Linked DNA regions of Mus musculus: regions 2, 3, 4 and 5 are each linked to region 1. The links are chromatin loops, found by intact Hi-C in ENCODE. Cell type or tissue: heart. All regions are shown on one strand. Links, peaks and the distances in the headings refer to the core of each region. The heading gives the core; the rest is flanking DNA.

Region 1 (6,118 bases), core at 636-5,635:
AAAAACAAAAAACAAAACAAAACTACTCTAGTGTGCTTCAGAATTCTTGGAGCTTTGTTAACAAGCCCTCCCTCCTGGACTTTTGGATTTAATAGCTCTTGGGTCTGAGAATTTGCAATATATATATATATATATATATATATACATACATACATACATACATACAGGTCTACAGAGTGAGTTCTAGGACAACCAGGGCTACACAGAGAAACCCTGTCTTGAAAAAACAAAAACAGGGGTCCTTCCGGCGTCGCCTGAGTGAATTGATCCGGGAGTTGAAGAGGGCTCCAAAGGTGGGAAGTGAAGTCCGTGCCTCAGTTGCCGATTGCTGTTCTTCTTTGTGTACCAGTCTTTATCACATACACATAAAAAAGGGAAGAAATTCGGCAGTGAATGAAGATTCCTCTGCATTTTAGCATTGCTTTTTCTACTGTAGTTGGCTTTTGAATGAGGATGACAATGGAAGAGATGAAGAATGAAGCTGAGATCACTTCCATGGTTTCTATGCCTCTCTATGCAGTCATGTATCCTGTGTTTAATGAGCTAGAACGAGTAAATTTGTCTGCAGCTCAGACTCTGAGAGCCGCTTTCATTAAGGCTGAAAAGGAAAATCCAGGCCTCACACAAGACATCATTATGAAAATATTAGAGAAAAAAAGTGTAGAAGTTAACTTCACTGAGTCCCTCCTTCGTATGGCAGCTGATGACGTAGAAGAGTACATGATTGAGCGGCCAGAGCCAGAATTCCAGGACCTAAATGAAAAGGCACGGGCACTTAAACAGATTCTCAGTAAGATTCCCGATGAGATCAATGACAGAGTGAGGTTTCTGCAGACAATCAAGGATATAGCTAGTGCAATAAAAGAACTACTTGATACAGTGAATAATGTCTTCAAAAAATATCAGTACCAGAACCGCAGGGCACTTGAACACCAAAAGAAAGAATTTGTAAAATACTCCAAAAGTTTCAGTGACACTCTAAAGACTTATTTTAAAGATGGCAAGGCAATAAATGTGTTCATAAGTGCCAACCGGCTAATTCATCAAACCAACTTGATACTTCAGACCTTCAAAACTGTGGCCTGAAAGTTGTATATGTTAAGAGATGTACTTCTCAGTGGCAGTATTAAACTGCATTTATCTGTAAATTTTAAAGTTTGACTGTATAAATTATCAGTCCCTCCCGAGGGACCTAATCCAGGATGTTGAATGGGATTATTGCCATCTTACACCATATTTTTGTAAAATGTAGCTTAATCATAATCTCACACTGAAGATTTTGCATCACTTTTGCTATTATCATTCTTTTAAGAATTATAAGCCAAAAGAATTTACGCCTTAATGTGTCATTATATAACATTCCTTACAAGAACTGTAAATATTGGTGTTTGTTTCTGACATTTTAACTTGAAAGTGATATGCTGCAAGATAATGTATTTAACAATATTTGGTGGCAAATATTCAATAAATAGTTTACATCTGTTAAACATTTCTTTACTTGAAAAAAGATGCATATATATATGTGTGTGTGTATATATGATCAGAAGACCAAGACAACTTGGTATAATGTTAAAGATCTTCTAATGGGAGCTTACTAGCAGTTTATCAAAAAATAAAGGAACGAGAATTCCAAAAACAAAAAAAAAGAAAAGAAAAGAAAAGAAAAAACAAAAACAAAAAAAAACCCAAAACCAAAACCAAAAAAAAAAAAAACAAAAACAAAAAAACAGACCTATGATTCTGGCTGGAAGGTGGGGTAGGCATAGGTGGAACTGGGTGGCTTTAGGACAGTACAGTTATTATATATCACACTAGGTTGATACTTGCCAATACCCATAGGCTGTCCAACACCAGGAGGGTGTCCTGGAATGCGCTATATAGCCCAGGCTGGCCTCAGTTTTGAATCAATCTTCTGATGTCAGTGTCTCAGGTGCTTGGACTGCAAGAGCACAGACATACACCACTGCACCTGGATGAGACTCTGATTTATTGGGGTTTTTTGTTTTTGTTTTTGTTTTGTTTTGTTTTGTTTTGTTTTGTTTTGTTTTGTTTTGTTTTTTGAGGCCATGTCTCATAGCCAACGATGACTCCCAACTCCCTAGATAGCTAAGGATGACGCTGAACCCCTGTGTCTACCTCCGGATGGTAGGATTACATAGAGCGGCCACTGTACCTGACAGAACTTGTGTCTCATGAGCTCCCAACTATGGCTGCCGGCTGGGCTGGGCCCTGTTTAGAAGCCCTGGGGTGGCAGATGAACATTAACCAAGGATGCTTTAAAAAAAGTTATTTTTTTAAAAGACTTATTATTTTTTGATTGCACACAGATGCACTTGTGCAAAGGTGTGTGTGTGTGAGTGTGTGTGTGTTTGTGTGTGAATTCAGTTGCCATCTGAGGCTAGAAGAATGTATCACATACCCTGGAGCTGGAGTTACAGGTGGTTGGTAGCCTTCATAAGAACAGTACATGTTCTTAATAGCCGAACCATCTCTCTAACACACCTTCTGTTTTTTTTTTTTTTTTTTTCTTTTTTTGGTTTTTCGAGGCAGGGTTTCTCTGTGTAGCCCTGGCTGTCCTGGAACTCACTCTATAGACCAGGCTGGCCTCGAACTCAGAAATCTGCCTGCCTCTGCCTCCCGAGTGCTGGGATTAAAGGCGTGCACCACCATGCCCGGCTCACACACCTTCTTTAAAATTAAAAAAAAAAAAAAGATTTTGAACATTAAACTATTGCAAGACTTTTTGAATGAGTGGTCCCATTTTTTGTTTGTTTGTTTTTGTTTTGTTTTGTTTTGTTTTGTTTTAACCAGACAGGGTTTCTCTGTGTAGACCTGGCTATCCTGAAACTCACTCTGTAGACCAGGCTGAACTCAGAGTTCTGCCTGCCTCTGCCTCCCGAGTGCCTGAGATTAAAGGCGTGTGCCACCACGCCCGGCCGTGAGTGGTCCCATTTTACAGATGAATAATGGAGGTGAGAACAGAATGAAAGCCATTCCAGTGGCCCTGGGTGGTCCTGTAACCTCAGCCTTCCAAGCCTGAGGCAGAGAACATGAAGTTTAGCATAGTCAGTCCCCCGAACCTGTAGAGTCCGGAAGCCAATCATTTCAATTCCTGCTCTTGCAGCAAAGGTGCTGGGGCTCTTTGGGTCCCACTGGTGGATGTGCTGGTTCCCACAGGCTGGGAAGTGCTGGTTAGCTGCTTGTTTACTGTGGGCAAGGGCTGTGAGAGTGGCTTCCTCCTTCGCCTGAGTATCGGGCATTTGCAGTTCAGAATCTGCCTCGGCAGCTTTCCCCACCCCTCCAGCCCTCCACCAATCTGCTACCTACTTAACTAACAGGCCTGAGATAAATCCCCTTTTGCTCTGGTGATAGCCAGCCTTAATCCCTTTGGGAGAGGGGCCTGGCCCGGGAAGAACAACACTCCCCCCAGTGGTGCTGATAAGTTTAACAATGGAGAAACGTGCACTTTCCCCAGGCACACAAATGTTACCACATAAGGGGTGCATTAGGCCCCCGCATGGGGCATAGGAATTCTCAACAGTGGAGACAGGAGGATGAAGAGTTCAAGGCCACCTTGGGCTACAAATAGATGCCCTGTCTCCAAAATAAGACTGGCAGATGTTAGAAAATGTATAATTAATATAAACTATCTTTTAAGGGGGCATGGGGGTGTATCTCAGTGGTAAATACACCCGTGGTTCAATCCTTGGCATGACAAAAATAGGGGGTGCCAACACTACTCATATTGAATAAAATACGCACACTTATTAGAAATTCCCTAGTGAGTTTTAAAAAAATCCCAAAAGCCATCTCTCAGTCTCACATGAGGCTTCCTCTTGAGAGGGCCTCATGCCACAGCATGGATGTGGAGGCCAGAGGACAGCTTGGGATTGGTTCTCAACATCCACCGTGTCAATGAATCCCAGGGATTGAACTCAGGTCATCAGGCTTGGCGGCAAGCTCCTTTGCTCACTGAATCATATTGCTGGCCCCAAGATCCTTTTTGTATTTGATTTTTTCCTCATAGAACACCATGGCCCCAGGTTACTGAAGGCACGAATCATTTTTTAGATTTTAGGCAAGAGAACTTTCCAAGCTCAGGAATTCCTGGTTTGTCCCACCGGCCTGGTTTTTTTTTTGTTTGTTTGTTTTTTGTTTTTTGTTTGTTTTTCGGGTTTTTTTGTTTGTTTGTTTTGTTTTTGAGGCAGTGTTTCTCTGTGTAGCCCTGGCTGTCCTGGAACTCACTTTGTAGACCAGGCTGGCCTCAAACTCAGAAATCCGCCTGCCTCTGCCTTCGGAGTGCTGGGATTAAAGGCGTGCGCCACCACACCCGGCCCACCGGCCTGTTTTGACCTCCCCCTATTGATCTCCAAAAGATCTGGTTCATTTGTCTCCTCTCACACTCTCTGCCCTGTCGAGCAAGCGTTTTCCTACCGGGTCTTCAGAGGATGACCACTTGGTATGCAGCAGACACTTGAAATAGTATGCATTTAATTAGTATTCATTAAGTGTCCTGTCCCGCCCTTTTCTTAATCACTCCACTGGTGGGAGGGGTCTCTGTCATTTCCATTTGATGTTTGTGAAGTCACAACGGAATGGAAATGTTTTCTGGAGTCCCTTTCCCAAATCTGTCTGTTGTTACATCATGGCTGCAGCTCAGAAGCGGAGGGGAGTGGGGGAGGAAGTGTCAGTTGCGATCCAGTTATACTTCCAATTTACAGTGAGCTCCTGGGGGTCTCACCCTCCCTCATCCTGATTTTCTAGTCCCCATTGAGATGAGCTTTTATGTCTTTTCCTGCTCCAAAGGCAGGCTCAGGGAGCACTCCTCCCAGAGGCAAGCAACCGCACTTGGTCCCCTATCCTGCGGTGACACTGTCTGCTTGAGGACGACAAATGGGTTGGTTTCATGTTGTGGCACTGCAGCATACTGAGGCTCTCTGTCACTATCTTCCACAGTAAACTCAAGGCTCGGACAGGAAGTCAGTGCACGGCGTGCGGTTGGTTCCACAAAATGAATCTGGCCAGTTTTGGGCCTCTGCTCTTGACTGAGAAAGCCTCTAGAGTTGCCTGCAGGAGTTACATGAATCCCAAAGAGCTCCCATTGTTATCCCGTGTCTCCTATATGAGTGTTCTAAAATATCTTTACATGTGATTATTATCAACAAAGTTATAAGTTAAACAACAAAAAAAAGTATTGTGTTACCAACTCATAAAATGGCTGATATGTAACACTCAGCTGGGGATGCCCACACAAGCCAATTCCAGAGCATGTCAGTCCTGTGTATACCTTGGATCTACGGGTCTCATCTTCCTCTCGGCTCCTTCAGGAAGTTCCTTCAAAGCCTCCAGCCTTGCAGCAGTCCTCCCAGTCCCTGGAAACCACTTATAAATATCCCTGGCACTTGGCATTGTCAGCTTTGACTATGCTGCAGGTCCAGTGGACGAGACGGAGAAAATGAGCCTTCCCCATCTTTGCCTCCGTTCATACCCTGGACCAGCATAAGGTTGGCCAAAATGCACCAAATGTCTTTGGTGATGTGCAGTGTAAGGAACTGGCCGGTCAACTTCAGTCCCAGTTCTCTAGAAGAGCTTTGGAGTCAGACAGAGCTGGGTTGAACCTTGCCCCCTCCCTTCCACTCCATGACCGTAGACAGCCATATTCTTGTACCTTGGTTATTCTCTGTCAGAAGAGAGCGAGTGCCCTACCAACCTCTGGGAGGCTAGTGTGAGGCCAAAATGAGACGGGAGTTGTGAAACCTAAACGAACTCATCTGTGGTTATAGCTACCCATAGTCTTCCTAAGTGTGAATATTAACTGGGAAGCTTTAGAAGCGCACAGATCGTAAGCCTGAAGTTGTGCACCTTTCTGAGTACCACGAATCTATTTCTTGCCACCCTTTTCTGTCATGCCTGGGACATGAGCCATGACCAGTGTGTCCATGGCATATGCACCGTCTACCTGGGAGGCCTGTTAAATCCCTCAGTTAACAGCTCCACTGTGCAAACATCAGGTGACTGTTTTACCTCACAGTGGCCCCAGAACACACAAATTGTGGTTTATTTTGTGATAGAAATACAATTTCTATAAATTTCATCTTAGGCTATTAGAAAAAAAAAG
Region 2 (6,118 bases), core at 526-5,525, 170 kb before region 1:
AGGCTGATGTGGCAGGTCACTGGAGAAAGGTGCACACTTGGCTCAGACCCCACAAGGCACTGTCCTTGTTTCTTTTTTTTTTCTTATTTTATTTTTATTAGATATTTTCTTTATATACATTTCAAATGCTATCCCGAAAGTCCCCTATACCCTACTGTCCTTGTTTCTAAGAGCATCTCCCGACACCAGAGCATCTCCCGACACCATGTCCCTAACGCTGGGATGCTGCTGCCTCACTGTCTCACTGCTCTCAGGAGACGACACTGAGTGGTTTGTTTTTATTTTTACATGAAGAAGACTTCAGGGAGAGTTGCAGGCTGTATTCTCCCTTGTCTGGAGCTTGCTCATCTCCTTCCTACATTCACAGCAAACTCACGTCTGCTACAGAAGTTTTCTCTGTGGGAGGAATAGCGTCTATATCCTCAGAAGCCACACCGACAGATGGGGCACAGAGGCTACATGAAGGATGTTTTCCTATCAGTAGACTCCCACGGCCAACAGATTATGGGATGTAGGGATCCAGACCCAGCATCCACACAGGGCCACAGAAAACCCCAAGAGCCTTTGACCTGGTGCTCATCTGGACCCAGAAGCAATGCCCTCCTCACTTAGAAGGCTTGCCTCTCTACAAACTCAAGGATGCTTTTGGAAGGAAGACATGTACTTTTGCCAATGTCCGATGAGTTTAGATGGCTGGAAGGAGAGAAAAGAAGGAGACTGTGCCCTAACCCATAGACTATAATCAGGCTTCTAAACACAGACAAGAGCTCAGGGCAAGTCACGGTCAAGGGTCAAGACACCTAATCCCAAGCTTAATGTTAGTTAGAGCCTGCATCCGGAAAGGATCATGCCTTTGCCCCCTTGGAACTAGAGGGAACCAGTTTTTCTGTCTTCTGGGAGTAGCAGCAATCCTGTCCTTACTGGTACATAATGGATGAGGGAGGGGCTGGCCCTTCGTGGATCCCTGGGGTGGGGACACTTGCCATTTATAAGACAGGGACAATGTGGACCACCTTTGCTATCCTCTCCACAGCAGAGTCTGGCCTGTTCCCCACAACCCCAGGGAAAGGGTTTTCTTAAGATCCTGGAGGGTAGACAGGGATGGGCTGGAGGCCCAGGGGCAAGGGGTGTGGGAGAGTGAAGACAGTAACCTCAGGAGACGCTGCGAGGCTTTTCTGAGTGAACACTTCCAAGCCTGCTGCTGTTCCAGGGACCAAGTCCTGCTGAGAAGTGTCGTGGATCCTCTGGGCCTGCAGGGGAGGCCCAGGCCAGAGGAAAAGGAGAGAGAGAGAGAGAGAGAGAGAGAGAGAGAGAGAGAGAGAGAGAGAGAGAGAGAGAGAGAGCGAGCAGGAGAGACACACATAGTCTGTAAATAGTCCAGCTTTGTAAGCCCCATATTAACATGTTAGTTCATAGGGTCAGTCAGGAAGGAGCCATTCTGAGGGAAAAGACAGATAACAACAGCAAGGCAATCCTGTGCCTTCTGGCCAGAACCCCATTCTCACTAACACTTGAGGGAGTTTAGAATACCATCATTAGACTCTGACTTCAAGCCTGCCGGAGGTGTCATGGCTCAGGCTATGATTCGAACTTATAGTGGGGGTCACAGTCATATTTTTTAAAAGTTGTCTTTGAGAAGCTGAGGAGATGCCATAATTAGTAAAATCCTCAGACAGGCAGGAGGATTTGGGTTCAGATCCCCAGAACCTATGAAAAAAAGCCAGGTGTGGTCCCAGCTCTGGGGAGGAGGTGCCAGGCAGATGCCCGGAGCTCACTGGCCAGCCAGCCTAGTTGAATCAGTGAGCTCCGAGTTCCATGAGAGGCTTATCTCAAAAAATAAAGTAGAGGAGCTGGTGAGATGGCTCAATGGGTGACAGTGCTGTTGCCAAGCCTGAAAGCCAAAGTTCAATCCCCAGGGCCCCAGGGACGAAGGAGAGACTCTGCAAAGTTGTCCTCTGACCGCCATACATACCCCACACAGACACATGCATGCACACATACACACACACACATACATACATACATACACATACACACACAAACATACATACATACCCCACACAGACACATGCACTGCATGCATACACACACACACATACACACATACACACACTGTAGATAAACACATACATATACATACACACACAAACATACATACATACACACACTGTAGATAAACACATACATATACATACACACACAAACATACATACATACACACACTGTAGATAAACACACACATAAATAAAGATGATTTTAAAAATGGTAGAGAGTGACTAAGGAAGATGCCCCCCCCACAGAGGTGTGCCTAGTAATGCACACACACACACCACTACCCCCCTACACACACAGAGGTGTGCACAGTGCTACACACATCCACACCACCACCACCACCCCTTAATTGGCTTTCAAACTACCTGGGTTTGACCAATGGGAACAGTTCAAGTTCCTGCTGCTTTTCCCCTTGGCTTGGGTGGGACCCAGCAAGCTTAGAGATGTCTCTGGGAGTTCTGGTGGCATGTCCTTGCAGGGTCCTCTAGAGAGCCATATTGGGCCAGGGATCCAGTCACCTTCAGCAGTGTCCCATAACTGTCAACACTTCTTAGGGGACACTGAACTCCCACCTTCATTGTTCAGTTAGCCTTGCCAATGACCTCCCAATGGGATGACACTCTGGTCCCCTTTAAGATCACCTATGCAACGAGACTCACAGAGGTAACATCACCTACCGGAGGACAGAGTGAAGTTCTTGTCTATGACTCCTCCCTATTTTGCAAATCCTCAAGAACCCATAAATGCCAAGGCCCTAAAAGCCAGCTCTAAATGGTCCATAACTCCAAGGTGGGCTCCTGTACTCCTCATGAGTACCGACTACAGTTTTCAGGGCTAAGGAGGTGGTGGCTGGAACCGGTCCCTCTGTCAGCAGTTCCAGTTGTCACCAGCAGGTGGGGCACACCCCTTAACTCTGGTCCTAGCTCACCAACATTCATTCTGCCCATTCTTTCTCTGCGGGCATCTCACCCTTTGGGTAGCTTCTCCATCACACTTCAGTTGCATCCAGGCCAAGACCTAGCCCGTCTCAGGAATGTTAGAAGTCACCCTGTCCAAGTCTTTCCCGAGGGAATGAGCGGTCTAGAGGAGAGTGCTGTGCACCAGTCTGAGTCTTGGTTGTGCTGGGACCTCAGAAGCCCTCAGAAAAGGGGCTGGTCTAATCTACAGCCTGGGGACCATGTGCATCCTGGGTAACTACAAATGTCAATCAAGACATGCATATTTGACAACACGGTGTCATAATGTTTAAGTCTGTCACCTCTGCTAGTAGGTGCAGAAACTTGCCTCCTTTCTAGAGTATCAGGCTTCAAGGCCCCCAAAGCAACCCTGACTGTGTGATATTGATATTGGCAGCTATGGAATCCCAGCTGGGTTAGTTTTATGCCTCACAAGAAAGCTCTCTGTTATCTGGTGAGCTCAGACCATGGCGGGTACCAGTTCAATCAAACGCTCTATGAACTAAATCATGACTGCATCACCAATTTTCAAAGCACTGGAGAGAAAGCAGGTACACAGCTGGCTCTTCGCCCGCTCTGCACACGATCTGGCCTTGCCTCAAGCCAGCTGTGAATTAAAGACAAGCAAGCACAATGACTCATGGAACACAGCAAACGCATCTTTCGTGCCGAGTTGGTCTTTGTCTCTCTGGATCTCAGTAAAAGGCAGTCTTTAAACAGAGGGTTCCCAGCGTCCTTCCAGCTTTGATTTGGAGTTCTGCAAGGCACAGTCCTGGGACTCCATAAGGAAGACCAAGTTTTCCATATCAGGCAACACAGTGGCCATGCGGTCCCTCTCCGGGCATTATTTCATCTGACCTTTGTAAACATCCTTATTCACCTAACAGGGCCTTGGAGAGATTAAGTAACAAGCTCAGAGCCCTCAGCCCTCAGGTAATGGAACCAGGAGCTTAAGTCTAGAACACGATCAATCTGGTGAGCGGTGAGCGGCAGCTTGAGCGAGAAGACGAATACATTGAAATGGGTAAATCCTGCCAGGATTCCACAAGTGCCGATACAATAACTTGGGGTATAGATATGGGATTTCCCCAAAGCCTGTCTTCATCTTTCTCAATTAAGAAAATAGCCCCCTGATTTCCACCCTGGAGGCAGGACACACAGGGTCCTGAGACAGTCTCAGGAGCGTTGGGTTTGTGCAGTGGACTTACCACCTTGGTGAGACTTGAGGATCCTCCCAAGAGGGACCGTGTTCTCCCTGCACTCTCACATAAGCCCCCAAGGGTCTGGCTCCTGGGTAGAGCTTCCAGGATTCTTAAAGTTGAATTTGCAAGAGACTTGCCTGGGGCACTTGTTTAAAAGGCTGGTTCCCTGGAACTCTGATTCAGTGGGTCCCACAGGGGGTCTCGGAGTTTCTAGCAAGCACCCTTTCCCCAGTTTCCTTTGCTTGACTGAAGGGGAACACAAACAAGCTACCATGCATTTTTTGGAGTTTTTCATGTTTTAAGATGGTCCATGGGACTCAGGGGTTAGTGGGTTTGACTTTCTCAGCCTAACCTGCCTCCCCATCCCTCATGTCTGTAAGCAACTAGGAGACACATTATTTGTGTGGAGGATAAATGTAAATATGTACTTAGCCCCTGCCCCACCCAACTCTGTGTCTCTTTACTCACAGTCCCATCAAGGGCCACAGCATGGTACCTACCTCACTGGCTTTTTCCGGGGTGCCCTTGGGGGAGGGGGAGGCAGGCGACGAGGGCAGCCTGCGCTCCCGATCCCAGTCTCGATCCCGGTGGATCAGTTTGCTGTTGGGCTCCTTCAGGGTCCTCTTGAGTTCATTGATGCTGGCCTGGTGCTTCAACAAGACATCCTCTGGCTTGTCCAGGAACTAGGCATGAGAGAAGAGGGAGAGGTATAAGATGACCTACTGTGGGCAGAAGACACAGGAAGACTGGGATCACCACCCTCCACTACCCCTCCCTACACTGTCCCCCTCATAACAGTCCCAGGAGTCAAGGAAGCAAAGACAATGAACTCCACGGGGTGTCCTGACCAGGGGCATGGGGTGACTGGATGGTGTCGTGCCCTCTCTTCCCCTGCCTCCCTTACCCAAGAACATTCAACTCCACGGAGCCCTCAAGTCTCGGTGAGCACCCATTGTGTTCTGAGCACAGACAGAGTCAGGCACAGACTTTCCTGTTTATGATCCAGGCACAGCAGGCTGTGTGTTCCAAGGTGAGACGTCCCTGCTCTGTTCACTGAGCCGCACTGGCTCGCTGGCTTCCCGGAACCCTCTTGAATCGTGGCTCCTACCTCTGGTCAAGACTAGGATCACTTAATAGTGTGCTCAGTCTGGGCTCCCTTGAGCCCCCATCCAACCGCTCAGGCTCCATGGAGGCATGGGAGAAAAAAGTGCCTAAGCTGGATCACTTAGAAAACTGGGCCCCGTTCCCTTACTCAGGACCAGAGAAAGATCGTGCAGCACTGCCTGCCGTGAGCTGCTGCCTTCTCTATCCCAGAACCTTTCGGATGCCTTCTGAGTACTGACTCTCTAAGAGTAGGAGAAGTCAGACACCGTCAGAGAGACCAGGAAGCTAGGGTGGAAGTGAAGCTTTTGTGGGGGCGAGAAACCTGAGACTAGGAAGAAGAGAGGTGAGTTTCAAGGCCTAGCACACGAAGAAGTCAGGTAGAGCTGGAGTGCCCGGTGTGTACGAGTTCATGCCAGTGTTACAGATGGAGCAGTGTGCTTGGGCCCTGGGAGGATGAGCCACAGACAGCTGCCCATGCTGGCCATCTGCTTGGGACATCATCTGGGACAGAGAGAAGTGGGCGGGGAGCCTAGGGGCTATCTGTAAGGCTATTTGAGAGGAGCCACCTGGGAGATAATCTTGCTCTTGGGTAAGGCTGGAATCTTCCCTTGGACTCAGCTCTGGCATCTAAGAATCTCTATAGTTGCTTTCAAACCTTCTCAGGAAGAAAGCCAATCCAACCGAGGCTTCTGCCACCCCCCCCCCAGGCACCTGCTTGGACCTCGGCCCTCTCTCCCTCCCTCCCTCCCTCCCTCCCTCCCTCCCACCCTCCCTCCCTCCCTCTCTCTCGGGCTAAGCTGGCCA
Region 3 (6,118 bases), core at 525-5,524, 120 kb before region 1:
AATCATATGTGCATGTATATGTGTGTGTACATATATATATATATATATTATATATATATATATTGTCTATGTGTATATATATATATTGTCTATGTGCAAACATTATGCGTGTGTGGAGACCAGGTCTCTCAATGGCCTGAGAATTCCTAATAGACTAGACTGGTTGGCCAGCAAGCCCCAAGGATCTCTGGGCCTTCAGTGCTGGAATTACAGGCACATGTCACCACACCTAGCTTTAGAAACAACAACAACAACAACAACAAACATGGCTCTGGGACCAAACTCTGCTCCTCCTGCCTTCTGTTTGCTTGGTTGGTTTCTTGGTTTGGTTTGATTTTTAAGACAAGGTTTTTCTGTGTAGCCCTGGCCATCCTGGAACTGGCTCTGTAGCCCAAGCAGACCTTGAACGGAAAGAAACGTACTTCTGCCTCTGCCTTCCAAGTGCTGGGATCAAGGGCTTGCGTGTAGCATCACCACCTGGCACTTGTGTTTTAAATACATAACTTTGTAATGTTTCCAGAGCTTGTTGTTTGGTTTTTTTTTTCATCCCAATGGGATCATTTCATTTTGCTTGTTTGGGGTTTTTTTATTCTGTGACATACATGTGGACAAATACTATTTATATTAGTAGGACTGCACCATCATCTCTAGCCACTCACACTAAGCTTCTGGCTAGAGCTATTCAAAGTCCTTCCTGGAATCTCAACAGAGCCCCTGATGCAGCCCCTCTCTGCTTTTGAACTTTGCTGCCCTTCTCAGCCACTCCCTGGAGTGTTACTAGCTGAGAGCCCAGCTAGCAGGTCCCCATCATCTTCTAACACAGGAACATGCTGGAAGTCCGCTCCAGGCTCCACACCCATGAATCCAGCCTGGTTAGAGGGACTCCAGTTCCTTCGCTGTACAGCAAAGGAAAAAAAATCAATGATAAGAAATGCTGGCATGATGCCAAAGCCACGTCTGCACTTGCTCTTGCTCCCTGTAGGTCACATCTGAAACCACGTCGTGCAGTGGATAGGGCCCATCCTGCAGATGAAGAAGCTGACAGGGGCCCAGCAAGCACAGCAGCCACATAACTTTCCAGAGCCACACAATGAATCGGGACACCAATGCTGGTCTGATTTTGACATGCAGCAAGCAGGAAGAACTGAACAGCTTGTCCTGGTCTACAGAAAGAGTCGGGTTCTCCAGAGTCTCTGCTCCGACCTCTCCTCCCTTCCTGGCAAGGATCCCAATAGCTGCACCACCATCTCCTTCCAGAACCCCACAAAAGTCCATCTGGGGTCACATGCCCTGCATCCCTACATCAACCCACCATCATCCCCTCCCTCTTCTGGCAATGGGTCCTGCTGCCTCCTCGGGTCTCCTAGCAACAAGACATCCCGCAGTGTCGCTGCTCACCACCTCTGGGCTCTTCCAGCTGGGCCTGTCCCTCTCATGGGGGTCACTGTACCCTCAGGGGGCAGATGGAAGCAAAGCAAAGAGGCGGAGCCAGCCTGCGTGGCCCCCATGCTGGGCCTGCTCCCAGCATCCACATTGGGGGCATGGGCTCTGGCTGTGGCGACCTTTTCTTGAGCCTACAACTAAATGCTGACTGTGACATAAAATGGAGCCAAATCCTAGGGTTTCAATTCTAGTGGACTCCAACTTATTTTTGTACTTTTAAAACACATGGATTCTTCCTACTAGAATTTTAATATTCAAAGCAGCAATAAAAAGCATTAGTGGCAATAGACCTGGGGCTATAGACCAATGGTGGAGTACTTGTCTAGAGGCGCAAGATCTCAGGTTTGATCCCTAGAAACACACACACACCAACACCAAACAAGCATCAACAACAAGAGTTCCAGGACAGCCAGGGCTATACAGAGAAACCCTGTCTCAGAAAAACCAAAAGAAAAAAGAAAGAAAAGAAAACTCTTAAAAATGCATTAGCTAGGGCTGGAATGTAGCCCGATTGGCAGAGAGCTTGCCTACCATGCTTGAAGGCCTGGGTTCAAGGCTAGCATACACCAAGCATAGTGTGCATACTCATAATCCCAGCCTTTAGAAGGCGAAGGCAAGAGGATCAGAAGTTCAAGGGCATCCTTGCTATAAGCAAGTTCCAAGGCAGCCTGCGGTACAGGAAGCCCAGTCTCCAGATAAAACAAACCCCAGACAGCTACAGCCACACCTACGAAGTAAGCACTTCTATTTCTATACCCATTTTATAGACAATAAAACTGATCACTAACTTGCCTGAAGATGTTCAGCTCTGTGAATCTGAACAACTGTGTCTGACACCAGAGTACATGTTCTTGCCATTGGCTCTCTTGGAAAATCAACCGGCCCTCGCCTCTTAATGCAATGGTGGGAGAAGAAATGTGTACTCAGTCTCTGTGTGGGTTTACTGAGCATCTACGGAGTGAGCTATGAGTGCAGGAAAGCCCAGCTTCCATGCCATTGGCTAGAAGTGCTGCGTATGGTGGCTTCTCATAAATCATTATGCTGTTCTCTCTACTTTTCTATACATTTGGAATTCTCCACAATAAAAAGAAAAAAAAAGATGCCAGCCAGCCTGCAAATTTTAAGGCTGTCTCATATGAGCGGAAATCCACAAAAATCACCCAAACTTTGGGATATTCTGCTCTGACAGTTTTGAAAGTCAGAGAAGGGCAAGTGTTGTGGAATATTTCTACAGATTTTTCAAGAGAAAAATCTTATGTTGTTGCCAAGAATCTGAGAGCTAGGAGAACCCCAATCAGGTGGGCTGAACCCTCCCCCGACTCTTCATAGGAGTACAGTGTCCCAGGCCCCAAGGGGCTGGTTCTTTGACGATCTACAAGCTGGTGGCCACATGATGTGGTAGGAGATCCCGGCAGCCACTGTGAATCTGGAGGTCTATGATTAGAAAGCAAATTACAGGCCTTGCTCTGTCGGTTTCCAGCACACAAAACCGTCCTGGCAGTCAAAGGGCTTTCACGAAAGTTGTTCAGGGTTTCCAGTGAACGTGAACACAGGAAAGGCAGGAAAATGGTGGGGATGTGAGCGGGGAAAGAGAAACAGCACCACCGAGGCAGAAAATTGCCCAGACAGGTGGAGCTGAGGCCGCAGGGAGGCAGCAGTTCGCGACAATTAAAAGCAGGCTTGGGCAGCAGCCAGCTCTCAACTCTGCCTCAAGGCTTCCGAGCTGTTCGGCTTTGAGCAAATAAGCAATCTCTCTGAGCTTTCATTTGTCAGCCATAAACTGGGGATGATTTTATCTGCTGTACCCGGTTGATAAAGAGCGAGAACGGGACAGCATATATCAAATATCTGACCTAGTTCCCACCACATTATTGATAAGACACAAGAAACTCCGGCTTTTAAATAAGTACCAATGGGGCAGGGGAGATGGCTCAGTTGGTCAAGCACTTGCCTTAAAAGTATGAGGGACTGAATTCGGATCCCTAAAACCCACATAAAAAGCTGGGGACACATGCTCTAATCCCAGCAACAGTGAGATGGAGGATGACAGACAGATCCTTGTAAGCATGCTGGTCAGCTAGGCTAGCCAATTCAGTAAAGTCCCAGGGCAACGAGAGATCCTGTCTCAAAAAAAAAAAAGAAAGAAAATGCCAGAGGCTATCCCCTTGCCCTACACAGACACACACACACATACACACTAACATGCACGTGCCCACACCAAATATGCACTTCTGAGTATAAATCCAAAAGAGATTTTAAAAAAACCTCATCAACAAGACAGTTCTATAGCCAGTGCTGCTGCAGTTATTCACAATAGCCAAGAGGTAAGGAAAAGGGTGTCTATTGATAACAAAATGTGGCCCACACAATGAAGTATTATTCTACCTCAGAAGGAACATGAATGACCCTTAAGAACATTATGCTAAGTGAAACAAGCCATTCATAACAAGACAAGTGCTGTGTGATTCCACATACGGGAGGCTGTTAGTCAAATTCATACAGGCAGAAAAGAGAGTGGTAGTTGCCACAGGCTGCAAGAGACGGGGAATCGGGGGTTATTGTTTAATGAATGGAGATTCAGTTTTTCCAAGATAAAGAAGTTCTGGAGAGCCAACAAGGAGGCTCAGCAAGTCAGTCTCATACCTGATGGCCTGAAATTGGTCCCTAGATCCCAATGTTGAAGAGGAGAACCAACCTTCAAAAGCTGTCCTCTGATTTCCAGCATGCCCTGGCACACACACACACACACACACACACACACACACACACACACACACACACATACACACCTGCACTATGACACACAGAAACACACACACACACTCGATAATGATAATAATAATAACACCAACAATCATGGATGGATGGATGGATGGATGGATAGATGGATGGATGGATGGTAGTGGCTGGAACACAATGAGATCATCCTTAACATTATTAAACTGTTCGCTTAAAAAACGTAAGGGTTACCCTGGGCTGTTGTGACACACATCTTTAATCCCAGCACTTGGGAGGCAGAGGCAGGCAGATCTCTGAGTATGAGGCTAGTCTGTCTACAGAGTGAGTTCCAGGACAGCCAGGGCTACACAAAGAATCCCTGTCTTGAGAAAACAAAACAAACAAACAAACATACAACCAGCCCACAGATGTACACACACACACACACACACACACACACACACACACACACACACACGGTAAATTTTAGGATATGTGTATTTTGCCTCAATTTAAAGAAAAAACGTAGTGTTACATAGAGAAATATGAACAAGAAGAAAAGACTAAAAACCAAAGATAGAATGAGTGTGACACCATAGTAATGCTGAGATACATCCAGGCATAGTGGCACATGCCTTAAATACCAACAGGCAGATGGAGCTCTGTGAGTTCAAGGTTATCCTTGTCTATACAGCAAGTTTCTGACCAGACAGGGCTACACAGTGAGACCCTGTCTTAAAAATCAAAAGACAAAAAGAGAGACACACATCACATAGTCTGAAAATTAAGCCACTTCACCTCCTTAGCTACAGGGGCTTCCAGTTTATCATGTCATCCCTATGGCTTATGGGATCAAGTTTAAGTTTACATGGTCAAGAGTTTAATTACCCAGCAAGCCTAATAATTCTGTATAGTAGCTATAAAGAATGGGTAAATGCCGGACAGTGGTTACGTATTTAATCCCAACATTCAGGAGGAAGAGACAACCAGATATCCAAGTTCAAGGCCAGCCTGGTTGACAGAGTGAATTCCAGGATAGTCGGAGCTACACAGAGAAACCCTGTCTCAAAGAGAGAGAGACAGACAGACAGACACAGACAGACACAGAGACAAAGAGGGAGATAGAGACAAAGAGAGACAGAGACAGACAGAAAGACAGAGAAAGAAAGGGAGAGGGAACTTTGGGAACAGAGGCCTGGGTTCAAATCTCAGCCCTGCTGATTCCTATCTGAATGGCTCTTCAATTATTTCTATACTAGAATAAAACAATGGAGGCAGGGCTAAGAGCTTGGTTTACAGGATTTATGGTCCAGAGTATTTACTGATGAGAAAAATGAAGGTGCCTGCTACACAGTACTACTGCCTTAAATACTATGGTGGGATATACTGGACTCCTGTCTTATATACTATGGTGGGATATACTGGACTCCTGTCTTATATACTATGGTGGGATATACTGGACTATTGTCTTAAATTCTGTGGTGGGATATACTAGACTACTGTCTTAAATACTACAGTGGGATATACTGGACTACTGTCTTCAATGCTATGATGGGATATACTAAACTACTGCCCTATATATTATGGTGGGATATACTAGACTAGGGTTTAGTTGATGGACTGGTGTGATGTTGGGGCTTGAACTCAGAGCCTCACACAAGTTACATGAAGTATATTTTCAATGGGCAGCAAGAAGGAACCCTGGACTCAAAACTCTTGCTTTCTTAGTTCCCCTCCTGAAATTTGGACCATTAAAGCCAGCAAGAACCCCATTTTACAGACAACAGGATCAAGACCCATCAGGAAATAACTTATCTAAGGCCCTGAAGGAGGTAAATGAGGATAAACAGGAATCTTGACTCCCGCTGACTGGATCCTGCAGTACACACTCTCACTCTCAGGGAAGTTGCCTTTGTCTACAGACTTGGGAGGAAAGGAAGGTAGGTTTTCAGGCCCC
Region 4 (6,118 bases), core at 546-5,545, 360 kb before region 1:
AGGGAGTTCCACTGGACAATCTGTTAAGATAAAAATCAGGCCACATAGCATACCCAAAATACATCTACAGAGGACATTAAAGCATAATGTTACCTTTGAAAGCTGAAAACTAAGGAATTTTTGAGTCTCTGTGACTGCCCAGGGCAACAAGGTCTTGCTTTGGGTCCGCACCATAGGAACAGAGCTCTGAAGCAGACCGCCCAGGTTTCAACTGTGGGCCCATTGTCTCCCTTACAGTATGAATGTGGGCAAATCATCTACTCTGTGCCTCAGTTTTCCATCTATAAAATGGGGCTGATAACAGTATTAATTTCAAAGTGCCATCAAAACTAAATGAGGGCTGGGTATAGTTGCCCATCTCGGAGCTTGGGATGTAGAGGCAGGGGGATCAGGATCTTAAGGCTGCATAGGAAGGTTAAGGCCAGTCTGGGATATGAGACCCTGTCTCCAAACAAAACCAAGATCACACAAGTGAACTCATCACCTGGTCACAACGGAGTCCAGGAAAGACTCACTGGTCACACACACCTGATAATGCAGGAAGCTGTGTGCAATGAACAAGTACTTATAAATGTTTGTGCAGACACCTCCCAAACTGATAGGAGGTGTCAGGTAGTCCGTGTGCGTCTCCCTGAGGGCTTCCTATGCACAGGTGCTTCTGTGCTTGTTAATGTCAACATGTTTCCATACACCCATGGGAGCTGCAGGATAGAGATCTGCCTGGCCTACAGGGCACTCCTTACAGAGTAAACGCACCGTTCTGCAACATGGGGAGGGGCACAGCAATACCATGGTGGGAATTAGGAGACAGCCAGCACTAGCTTTGCCACCCTGTGTTCTGTGCCTTGGGAGACATGCCCACCCCTGACCAAGATGAAAGGCTGGGTTCTGGGTACATTTCTGTTGAGGTTTGGTCTGTTGCTGTGTATTGTAACCCCCCAGTAACTGTCGAAGCCAAAGAAAATAACCATGGTCTGAGTCTCATTCATTCCTAAGCTAGACAGGGGATGTGATGGTTTGAGTATGCTTGGTCCAGGGGGTGGCACTATTTGGAGGGGTAGTCTTGTTGGAGGAAGTGTGTCACTGTGGGCATGGGCTTTAAGACCCTCCTCCTAATCATGTGGGAGCCAGTCTTCTCTTTGCAGCCTTCAGATGAAGATGTAGACTCTCAGCTCCTCCTATACCATGCCTGCCTGGATGCTGCCATGATCCTGCCTGGATGATGGACTGAACCTCTGAATCTGTAAGCCAGCCCCAATTAAATGTTGTCTGTATGAGTTGCCTTGGTCATGGTGTCTGTTCACAGCAGTAAAACCCTAACTGAGATCGGGGGGGGGGGGTAAGTTTAAATTGGGTCAACTGCACATTTCCTGCCCCTTTTCTGGCCTTGGAGCTGAGAGGCGAGGGCCCACTCCAGGCACGGGTGTCCAGAAGAAGTATAATTCAGACAGACACAGAGACAGCCACAGCCACACTGGCATCACACTACCAACTTTTATAGAGTTAAAAGCTTCCATATTCACGCCAACACCCCACATCCTTAAAGGGTCACTGGGACTCTGGAAAGAGGAAAACCCAGGGACCTGAACCTGTTAGAGAATGTCTCCAAGCCTCTAACCTGTCTAAACAGAAGCCTTCCTGGTCTCACGCAGGGAGAGAGAGGCAGAGGGTGGGTGGGTGGTTCCTCAGGGAGACAGTCCATCACCATTCTCACTGCAAACCAGCTTGGGTGCGACAGACCAACCAGTTCCCCTGGCCTGACTCGGGGAGGCAGGAGACCTCATGGTTCTCCTCCACTGCCCTGCTTCTGCTCCACTGCCCTGCAGCGACTTCTTGTCCATCCACAGAGCCTCACTGTGCTTTCCAGTTGTAAGAACAAAGTAAGACACAGTGAAGCGATAGCTCAGGTCAGGACATGATGATGTCACCTCACCTCCATCCTCACGCGGGGATGGGGGTGGGCTGCTGGCTAACACAGCTCTGCTTGGACTGAACCCAGGCTGAGTACCTGGACCCCTCCTCTGAAGGCTTAGGACCCAGCCCTGTACTCTGGTTTGGGGATCAACACTGGCGAACATACTGACCTGTTGATCATGGCCAAACAACTGGGGGATCAGGGAAGCCTGTCCAAAAACCTGTAGGAGAGAGAGGGTGCAGTTTACAGGAGGGCCAGGCCTAGTGCAGGCTACTCAGGATGCTTCCTTACCCTGGATGGATTCTGTTTTGAAGGAGTTTTGCCTGGCTTCCTCAGGGACGGAAGCTCCTTCCAGGGCTGGCGGTATGGAGGACATGTCCTCTGCACCCTTCCTGACACACGGGTGCTTTGCCTACTTCTTTTCTCTTGGGCTGGCAGCCCAGTCAGAAACACAGGTCAGAGACGGTACCCAGGACCACCTTTTCCTGGACAGTAGGCAACTTTAGGGTCACCTATGGCAGCTTGAGACAGTCAACCTTTTAGGGGTAAAATTTTGGGGAAAGGAACCCTGGATTAGATGGGAACTTGGGCTGGAAAAGGAACAGTGGGTGAAGTCTGTGGGGGGACCCCCAACACGGCAGATTCCAGATGCCTTTCTGTATAAGGGCAAAGACATTCTGGGTACCTGGGGCAGGCAGGGATGGAGATAGAGTATGTGAAGGACAGCTATGGAGATGGAGGCACACAGAAGACCTGTGGAAAATGTAGTGAACAAGGGGAGAAAAGGGCAGAGAGGGAGCGAGGGAAGAAGGGAGGGTGGGAGAGAGAGAGACAGACAGAGAGAGAGAGAGAGACAGAGAGAGAAAAGAAGGAGGAGGAGGAGGAAGAGGAGGAAGGGAGGGAAGGAGACAGAGACACTGACTGACTGACTGACTGACTGACTGACTGACTGGAGGGGACAGACACAGTAAGACAGGAGAGAGCTGGTGAGATGGGTGAGCCTACACATGACACGTCTACTGAGAAAACACCTAATGAGCCTCTGCCTGCCCAGATGATGAACCTACAGGGAGCACGAGTGTGTAGGGAAACCCTGGCCTCAGGAGGAAGCATGGCACAGGCATCAGTGAGCTAATCTGATTCCAGGGACCAGGGAGTGGTAGGTTAACGGGGGCCTGGGAGCAGCATCAGGGACTGCTGTATGCAGGGTGACCAGGAAACGCCTCTCAGAGGGAACATCTGAGACGTGGAGGCAGCAGCTGAACAGAGCTCTGGACAGACAGCGATGCACCGCACCGATCCCTCTGTCCCCCCCAGTCACCCTCACCTGGCTGATACAGCTGGAGTCATTGAGGCTGTCACTGATGGGGTTGTAGTCGTCTTCCCAGCTGGGGCACTTGGAAGGCAGCAGCATGTCCACTGAATCCAAGCGGTCCAAACTCCTGGCAGGGAAAGGGGTAGACAGGGCTCAGCCTGGGAACCGAGGCCAGGATGGAGAAGACTGTCCAAGACTATTCAACTGCTGAGGGCAAGTGGAAGCGCTGCCAGCCTGGGCAAGGTGGGGGGCTCCAAGCAAAGGGAGAACTTCCACCTTTGGGAGACCTAATAAAATAAATCAGTGGCAGACAGCCTTCGCCTGTCATGCCCACTGTGGCCTCAAGGTGGCAGCATATGCTTGCATTTGCCTGTTTTAAACTGGAGGCCATGCAACCTAGTCAGCCGCTTACAAAACTGAAAATCAGAGGTAATTCCAGAGACTAGACAGAGGTGGGTTGAGGCCAATAGCCTTGGTATTTACTGGAAAATGCCCGAAGGTCCTCAGGGGCCACTGTGACATCCAGATACGGACCTGCTGCTTGCCCTGAGGACCTAGTTTCTCAGTCTTTCTCATATTACCTACCCCTGGACCTCCCCAGCCTTATTCTAGGTCAGTTTGGGCTCCTGATATAGGGCTTGGATTAGCCTCCAGCTTTCTGTAGAGTGCCTAGCGAGTCACCACCTCTTGCTCCCACTTCATGGTCCTTATTTACGGAATGGGGGTGACACATTGCTAGCCCTCGGGTAAGGACTTCAGGCTGCAGATGCAGGCCAAGCACAGTAGCCAGCAAGGCCAGGGTCAACGGACAGCAATCATTACCATTACTCTCACCTGTCATGAAGGGTAACGGACCCTGGGGCAACTCACCTATGCACATGGCTCCTGCGGCAGAATTTAGCTAAACCAGTTCCCCAAATTACCACTATGAGCAGGGCTTAACTGTAAGTGGGCTGTTTGGGAGACAAGTTGTTAGCAGGCAGGGCTAACCTAAGCATGAGAAAACTCTTATAGGGGGATAGTCACTAGGACTTGCATGAGAGCCGAGAAACAGGGTCCATCAGCAGGCCAGGGTTCTGCTAGGGTGGCCAAAGTGAAGGAAGGCGAGGCTCCCGAGACACAGGGCATGCAGTGTGAGGCTCACCTAAGGGACACAGCTGATCTAAGGTTAGGACTGCAAGTTCTGAGACCTTCCTCGGGTGGAAATACTGTCAGGACAGGCTCCCATTAAGTTAAAGTGGTGGCTTTTACAGGGTTCAACTCAAGGGGCGTGACGTACACGAAGGGGTGGGGCTCTAGCGGGGCTGTCATTCTAGACTGGAACTCACCGTCGAGGGTTGCTCTGCTCTCCCAGGGACTGCTGCGTAGCCCTCAGGTAGCTCTGACGCCGCGCTGCAGTCTTGGGTGAAGGTTTGGGGCTACCACCCCCAGACTCATCACTGTCTTCATCGCCCATGGCCTTGATATAGCTGCCACTGCGCATGCGCCGGCACGGGATGGGCCCCTCAGCGGTGCTATCCATGTCTCGAGGGGATAGCAGCGTGGTGCTCCACTCTCCCCCTCCGCCGGGCACCTGGAATATCCGAAGACAGGGATTCAGATGGGACCTAGCAGCCAGCCAGGTTTCCAGCCAGTCACTCAGAGAATAGAGTCTCGCAGACCCCTCCATTTTCACTTTGAGCCTTCTCTGCTGGCTTTTTGTCCTTGATCACCCAGCATCAGCAAGCCCTGGGCCAGGAAGATTACCTGAGTTCTAGAGGCCTCTTTGTCACAGCTTGAGTGCCTGGCCTTACCCAAGTCCATTTCCTTTCAAGCTGGGTTCGTTCCAGCCAAACTCCCCACTCCTGTGATCACTGTGGTTTCTCTGCAGCTACACTTACCCGGCACTCCTTGTGCCCCATCTCCTCTCATGACACTCCAGGGGATGGAACAGGAGCCCATAGTGAGAGGGTTCCAAAGGAAAGAACTCTCCCACAAACAGACCCCAAGATCTGGAACCTGAGCCTGGATCTACAATGGCCATTAGAGGTCCCTGGATGGGGATCAGAGACCCCCCCTAGTACATCAACGTGTTGCCCCAGAATCCACGATCTTTGTTCTAGACCCATCCGTGACAGAGGGGAGTGCTGTGCACAGCTGGTCATCCTGTTCCAAGTGGCTCTTCCACGTCTGTCACTGTCAGCTGCTCTGGGGTAGTAGGATGTGCAGTCTACACTCCCGTCTCTCGACTCACTCTTGGATACATGGTCACGTTGGGCACATCGTGGCATTTACATGCTTCAGAAGCTGGACCCATGTCCTGTGTGCATCTCAGCACACTGGAGCAGGCACACGCCTGGCCTGCTCTCCCATGCTCTTCAGCAGGCACTCCCAGCATGCTTCACACCTTCTCAAGGACACACTAGGGGCCTCATCATACCCTTCCAACAGAGATGACCCACGTGGAATGCCCCTGCGCCGCCACTGCGCCTGGGCACTAACACTACGTCATAAGACTGCCACCACACAGGGGGAAGCTGCTCTCTTCCCAAAGAATGCAGGTCTGCAGGTTTCTGGGCACACAAGCCCTCCATCGGGGATTCAAGCACATACTCCCTGATCAGTATGACGGGATGGTACCACACCCTTCTTGTACCTTTGATACTTGTGGCTACCTCCTGTTGAGGACCTACTCCTCAAACTCAGCCTTCCCTCACACCCCAGCCGACCAGCTAGTCACCAGGACCTATGACTTCTCCCTCCCAGGTCACCAGCTGGTCCATCCCTCAGCGAAGGGGACCCTGAGCATCTCTGCTCAGACCTTGTGGCCAGCCCACTGCTCACTCTATTCAGCAGGCAGCACAAGCCCCCAGAGCCCAGAGTCCTCTCCTGGTGTCTGGAAAGCATTT
Region 5 (6,118 bases), core at 591-5,590, 150 kb before region 1:
GGAGGCTGAGGCAAGAGGATCCGAAGTTCAAAGCCAGCCCAGGAAGCTTACTGAGACTGTTTCAGAATGTCTTAAGAAGTGGCACTGGGAAGATGCTCAGAGGTTAGGAGTATACACGGCTGCTCCAGAGGACCTGTGCTCTGTTCCCATGACCCATGCAGGGTCATTCACAATTGCCTGAAATGCTAGACCCAGGAGATCTGACACCTACTTCTAGCCTTTACAGGCACCTACACACACCTCACACTGACACCTAAGTATTAGTAAAATAAGACTAAAATAATTAATTTTTTAAATAAAAAGAGGGCCGGAGATATAGCTTGTATACAGTGCTTGTCTAAAATGCACAAGGCCCTGGGTCCAATCCCTAGCACCCCAACAAAAGAGAACAGAGAGGAAAGAAAAGGGCCCAGTGGGAGTGAGCCAGGGCAGCTTAGCGGCTCCTCCCACTGCGAAAAGCTCCAAGTCCTCCGTTTACTTTGAGAGTGCAAGGCCCACGGTGTGAATGGTGCCAGACCAAGACATCATGTGAATGCTGAGGCCCTGTCTCTGACAGGACGTAAAGACAGGGGGCTTCTTCCTGTCCTGCTTTCCAGAGGCAGGGTGAGCCCATGCATGCTCCACCCAGAGGGACGCTCGGTCCTCACTGCCAATTCTCAGGCCACTTGAACCTCTGTGGCCCAAACTCACCGCAGTAGCCGAGGCAGCCTCCATGGGGCTCGTGTGTTCCCTCTCACCTCCACATGCCTGATCTGCACAAGAGGACATCTAACTGCCACATGCCAAGCCTGTCACCCCTCCTTCTCAACACACACACTGGCGCTCCACCCAGAACATCAGACCTGCCAGGTCGCCTGGCCCAGGGAGGGTTCCCACTGGATTTACAAAAAGTTCATATTGGCTGTCAAGATTTAAAATGTATGGCTTTTCAAACATAAATATCTACAATATTTAACTTCACTCAGCTTTCAGGCCCAGTCCCCACAGGTTAGAGAGTTCTCAGAGCCTGACAGCAACCATCTTAGTTGATGGCTTTGGAATTGCTTTTCTTATGGCTTCCTTGGACTGGACTCAAGGTGCCAGGCTTGTGGACAAGAGCCTTTATCTGATGAACCATTCTGTCAGTCACACGGCATTTAGATACATCTGTCCTTCTAAAGGCACACGGATCCCAGGGACCCCTCTGCATTCGCTACTCTAACACATACAGCCTTTGTCTCCCGGGGCCAGCATGCCTGGCCCCGCTCACAGTTCCACAGGACCAGCACACTACCCCTCTCCTCACAGTCCTCACCTTGTGATGTCTTCTGTCAGCTGAGCTGGGTCAGGAGGGTAGAACTTGACTGTGAAGGCAAAGTTCCAGGGGCTACCTAAGAGGGAAAGGCAGGAGACATCAGAGAGGACTCATCAACGTCTAGATGCCCTAGCCTGTGAGCAATCTCTCATGGATTTCCTGCTCCTGGAACATCATTTCCATTTGATAGACAGGGAAACTGAGGCCCAGGCTAACAGACTTGGGAGTAGGCCAGTGAGGTGGCTCAGTGGGGAAAAGTGCCTGTCACCCAGGCTTGATGACCTGAGTTCAGTCTCCGGAACCCACAGTGAAAAGAGAAACTCCTGGAGCATCCTCTGACCTTCGTGTGTGTGTGTGTGTGTGTGTGTGTGTGTGCGTGCGCGTGCGTGTGCACGCGCGTGCGAGCGTGCATGCTGCGTTAATAATGGGAAAGAAGATAAAAAGAAACCCCTTCACCAAAGCACTGTTAGCAGATGAGAACATGGAGACCCAGGCAACATCATCACCCTAAGAGTGCGGTTTTTGCTGATTGGATGGTTGGCTAATTTTGTTGCTGTTCTGTTTTGCCGCAGGTTTTCTTTTCAGCACTCAGGACCAAACCAGGGCCTTGAGCCTGCCAGGCAAGTACTCTGCCGGGAAGCTGCCTTCCCACCTCTACTTCCTTTCCACAGACAAAGATTCTAAAGACCAGTCAGCTAATTGGTTACAGAGAGCAGGTTTCCAAACTCTGGTCACCTGACCCCAGAGCTCAGTCACAAAGACTCCTTAGAAAAGGCCTCCAGGGACACAGGCTCTGACTCAGGAAGGACGGCAGTGACAGCAAAGAGTACAGAGCCAGTGTACACTGAGTGTACCCGGGCAGGTGCTGCTGTGTCTGTCGTATATATGACACTTCATTTCCTCCTCAGAGCAAGCCCAAAGCTCTGCTACCACCACCCCACTTTACAGTGAGGAGACTGAGACACAGGACAGTTCTGAAATGCACACGGCAGCTATGCCTGGTCATGTCTAAGTGTGTGTCACTTTCCTGTCACTCCAGCTGAGGCCGGAAGGGCTAGTCCACTTGCTGAGAAGAAGCAGAGCCTCAGAGGCATGGCTCAAGGTGTCTTAGGTGACAGGCAACGAGGCTTGAGGGAAGGATAGCTACCTCAGAAGCCCTGGATACCAGGGCTCATGAAGCCACCACCATCAAGGGTGAGGGGAAGTGACCAGCTACAGAAAGGAGGCAAAACTGCTCCCCTGGGGTACCAAAGGACAGGACTGGGGTGAGTAGGTGGCCATTTCAGAGATGGGCACAGAGGCATAGCTCTAATAGAGGAGGGGTGTGTGTGTGTGTGTGTGTGTGTTGACCTTGTTCATGGATTATGGAGATCAGAGGTTGATGTGGGACGTCTTCCTTTGTCTACCTTTCTATCTCGCTATTATTATTTTTGAAGATTTATTTGGTTTTTATTCGACACATAAAAGAGTTTTGCCTGTGTATCAAGTGCGCCATGTGCATGCAGTGCATGCAGATGCCAGAAGAGGGCACCAGATTCCCCCCTGGAACTAGAGTTACAGCTGGTGTGTGCTGGGCAGCTTCCCCAGGTCCTGTGCAAGAGCAGCAAGTGCTTTTAACCACTGACCTGTCTCTCCAGCACTACTTACTCTTGACAGGGTCATACAAATGCACAATGTATCTTGATCACACGCATCCCCACTCCCCCTCACAGCCTACATACTTCCCTCTCACCCTTAAGTCCTCCCTCTTTTCCTTAGACACAGACTCCAGTTAGTGCCCCTTGAATTGCATGAGTGCTGGCTCACCCACTTTCAGCTAATTCTCTGATACTACTTCCTCACTGACCTCGCAGCTTATCACTGTGGCTAGACTGGCTGGACAGCAAGCCCTGGAACCCACCATGTTACAAATGTGTGCGGTCCTACTAGCTTTACCACAGGGCTGAGAATCTGAGCTTGGGGCCACATGCTTAAGCAGCAAGCACTTTACCTATTAAGGCAATTCCCCTGTCCTCTAGAGTAGGCACTTCTAAGGATGGAGGCTACAGGGTGAGAAGGCCGTGGCTTGAGCTGTCACAGGACCATGTCCATGTGTCAAGACAGGTGGGCAGGACCTCCAGGCTTGCTCTGGGCAGTGACCCTAGGGCACTGTCACTGGGCCGGCCTGCCTCTCTTTTCCAGGCTACTAGTCTTTATTAACTCTACACACTTGGCTGCCTGCATCCGTTCCAATTCTTTCAAAGCATGAAAGGCTGGCCTCCCAGCAGGGCTGGCACTACTAGAAGACAACCTAAAATTCAGACCTAAAAGCCTGCTGACCTACAGAAACATGCTTTGCCTATGTGCCTGCCTCTTTGTCTCCAACTGTCAGGAATCTACAGGAAAAGCTCCTCAAGTCCCGTCCTGTAGAGTCAGCTGGCTTCCAAGGGCCAGCTACCTGCTGTCATAGCAACAGACTCAGCTACAGCTTCTCAGCCAGGAGACCAGGGAGTCCAACCCTGAAGAGGCCAAGCATATCCAAGGTGTGGGGCCTGGGATGGAGGCCCCAGGTCTCCACCTACTGCAGGTCCATTTGCTAAGGCTACCCACCTCCTCCCTCCACTATTTGAAAGCCTTCTCACCCTTCCCAACACGCTCCTTCTCTTGGGGCCAGAAAAGACAGGCTGCCAACCTGCTCATCTCCCTCCTCCAGAGGCATTGAAACGAGAACAAGACAAAAGCCAGGGCTCAAGATGGGCTGAGCCAGCACTTGGCTCTGTGACCTTGTGTAAGTAGCTGCCACTCTATGGACCTGAGTGGAGGGCTGTTAGTTACTCCACAGTCCCTGGACAGAAGGCTAACTGTATCCAGGTCATCTGTTTGTCCCCTCTTTCTGGAAGACTCCGCAGGGCTGATTTCCTGGATGCATTTAAGGTTTCTTTACTAATCTGCTGTGTGGCTCTCACCATTGCTTCTATTCTCTGGGCCTCAGACTTATAACCTCTAACGTAATTCTACATCGTTCCTGTACTGCCTTCACTTAGACCAGCCATGAATGGCAGAGGAGACCCAGGAGCACATCCCAAAGTCGGTGGGAGCACTGGAGCCAGCCCTGCCCACCCATCCTCACACGCCAACCACAAGCAAACACTCACTCCGGATCTGCTTCTTGATTTCCTTGGAGGGGTCCAGCCAATTCTGGAAGAGAATAGATTTGTCCTTTAGAAGCAAGATGCAGGAGTGGGCAGGGTGGAACTAGGAGAGACGACTATCCAGAAGTAGCCAGCCACAGACTCTCATGGGGACATCCTTGCCTGGATCCATTTACCTGGCATTAGGGAATGAGGCCTGGATTCCCAGCAGGGTTTGGACATGGTACTGGGGCTGGGCTTGCCCTAAGATGGCCACAGTGACCAAGTATTGTGGCTGTAACTAGCAGGAAAGACAGGCAGCACCCCCTCGGGTGGGAAGAAGACACTGGATAGGGACCGCTCTGTTATTCAGGGAGCCCTTGCATCTACATCATAGCTCTCCCACTACACATTTGGGAATTCCTTAGAAAAGACTAGGGGCAGGGGCCAGAGACCTGTGAGCGGTTAGGGCTGCTAACTTAGAAACAGGAGATGCCTACTGAAAGTCTGTGGGAAGCTGGAGGCTATGGTCAGGACTGCAGAATTCTCCCTGCCCACCCGCCACACCCTGCCTCCCCAGCTGGGCACCTTCTGGCTGTCAGCATCACAGTAGGTCAGACCGAAGTAGTCCTTCTCCAGGAGGTTAAGGTGCTCACAGACCAGGTCAAACAGCACCTGGCCCCGGCCGTGCTTCTGAGGGAGAAAGAAGAGTTTTTGTGAGGCCGGTGGACCTGTTGTTGGGGCTGGGAGCTGACCCAGGTCCCAGTGCACACAGGAAGAGTTCCCACAAGCCTCCCCTCAGCAGGGCAGGACCTCAGCACTCCTGCCACAGGCTCCCCTCTCTGGGTCTATAATGCCCACTGCATCTAGGTCTCTCTTACAAGCCCTGCCAGGGTCTTCCTAGACTATGGACCTGCCTGAAAGCATGCTGGAGATTTCTGCTTAACAGAAACCAAGAGAAGCAGCTGAAAACCAAAGTTCTATGACTTGTGGGAGAAAAAGAGAAGATGCCCTCAAAAGATGCGAGCCAGAGCCAGGGGATGGGAGTGGGGGTTGCAGGAGATAGAGTGGAACTAGGAATCACAGTGGGATTATTTTGTGGTCAACCCTGCATATCAGTTCTTAAATGGGGACATTTTTACCAAGGCACGGATACCCCGAGACACCTTTTCCTGATGCCAGTCCGTGCTGAGTCTTAATTTGGTCTGCAATAGTAATGACCCTTTCTGGACCTCGGTGTCACCATCTGTACCAGGGAGTACCAGGCCAAGCCATCACTCCGGACATCACAGTGGGTCCTCCTGTGGTTTGGCTTGGACTCAGGACACACAGGAGCTAGCCTGGCGCTGGGGCCAGCCAGCCTGGGCCAGGGCATATGGTACTGGGGCCAGCCGGCCTGGGGCAGGGCATATGGCGCTGGGCGTCCCCTACCTCCACTTCACACTCATACTCAGAAGCATCGAGCAGGGTGACGCGGCATATGGCACTCTTGAACTTCTTGGCAATCTTCTGAGGTGACTTCTGGGCCTTACTGGGCGTGGTCCTCTCCGACAGGCCATCGGCCTCACTGTAATCCTTATCGTCCATATCCAGGCTCTGTGGGGCCAAGCAAGGAAAGAAGTCAGAGAACTTGAAACAGCAGGAGTAACAGGGTGGCTGAGGCCAAGATGCCCCTAAAATAAGACATGCCACCTTCTAAGAGCCTCAGGGTGAC

Evidence for each region. Hi-C counts contacts between places; a loop is a spot of excess contacts. Peaks named below come from ENCODE experiments on the same cell type or tissue, not always from the same donor. Only the 100,000 strongest peaks of a DNase experiment are listed, where the experiment ranks them.
Region 2: it touches region 1 in a loop (8-fold over the local background); 11 of 42 quality-filtered maps call a loop at or near these places.
Region 3: it touches region 1 in a loop (5-fold over the local background); 5 of 42 quality-filtered maps call a loop at or near these places.
Region 4: a loop joins it to region 1, with 2.4 times the contacts of the local background. A loop is called at or near these places in 3 of 42 quality-filtered maps.
Region 5: a loop joins it to region 1, with 2.9 times the contacts of the local background. A loop is called at or near these places in 2 of 42 quality-filtered maps.

The regions. Positions count from the first base shown.
Region 1 is chr2:156,342,170-156,348,287 of GRCm38, reverse strand. The region is part of intron 8 of Cnbd2 (cyclic nucleotide binding domain containing 2); the gene reads right to left. It also overlaps the pseudogene Gm14253. Among named protein-coding and RNA genes, the nearest start is that of Scand1, 33 kb to the right of the region's middle. In heart, for the core only: CTCF peaks have their summits at 3,227 and 3,428; no DNase peak of the experiment used is centred there; H3K27ac peaks cover 647 bases.
Region 2 is chr2:156,512,803-156,518,920 of GRCm38, reverse strand. It overlaps Epb41l1 (erythrocyte membrane protein band 4.1 like 1), which reads right to left. Exons shown (of 25, transcript NM_001368800.1): 15 at 4,711-4,893. Among named protein-coding and RNA genes, the nearest start is that of Gm33977, 17 kb to the right of the region's middle. In heart, for the core only: a CTCF peak has its summit at 2,933; a DNase peak (open chromatin) is centred at 2,950; H3K27me3 peaks cover 380 bases.
Region 3 is chr2:156,457,653-156,463,770 of GRCm38, reverse strand. The region is part of intron 2 of Epb41l1 (erythrocyte membrane protein band 4.1 like 1); the gene reads right to left. Among named protein-coding and RNA genes, the nearest start is that of Gm33977, 38 kb to the left of the region's middle. In heart, for the core only: a CTCF peak has its summit at 3,085; no DNase peak of the experiment used is centred there; H3K27ac peaks cover 565 bases; H3K27me3 peaks cover 336 bases.
Region 4 is chr2:156,703,095-156,709,212 of GRCm38, reverse strand. It overlaps Dlgap4 (DLG associated protein 4), which reads right to left. Exons shown (of 13, transcript NM_146128.6): 4 at 4,559-4,803; 5 at 3,243-3,357; 6 at 2,085-2,135. It overlaps Gm34111 (a long non-coding RNA gene), which reads left to right and starts at 1,212. Exons shown (of 2, transcript XR_375168.1): 1 at 1,212-1,243. In heart, for the core only: no CTCF peak of the experiment used is centred there; a DNase peak (open chromatin) is centred at 3,502; H3K27me3 peaks cover 2,650 bases.
Region 5 is chr2:156,494,839-156,500,956 of GRCm38, reverse strand. Epb41l1 (erythrocyte membrane protein band 4.1 like 1) reads right to left here. Exons shown (of 25, transcript NM_001368800.1): 4 at 5,836-6,000; 5 at 4,993-5,097; 6 at 4,429-4,471; 7 at 1,295-1,370. Gm33977 (a long non-coding RNA gene) reads left to right here and starts at 2,164. Exons shown (of 3, transcript XR_375167.4): 1 at 2,164-2,559. In heart, for the core only: a CTCF peak has its summit at 2,811 (motif pointing right); no DNase peak of the experiment used is centred there; H3K27ac peaks cover 1,920 bases; H3K27me3 peaks cover 655 bases.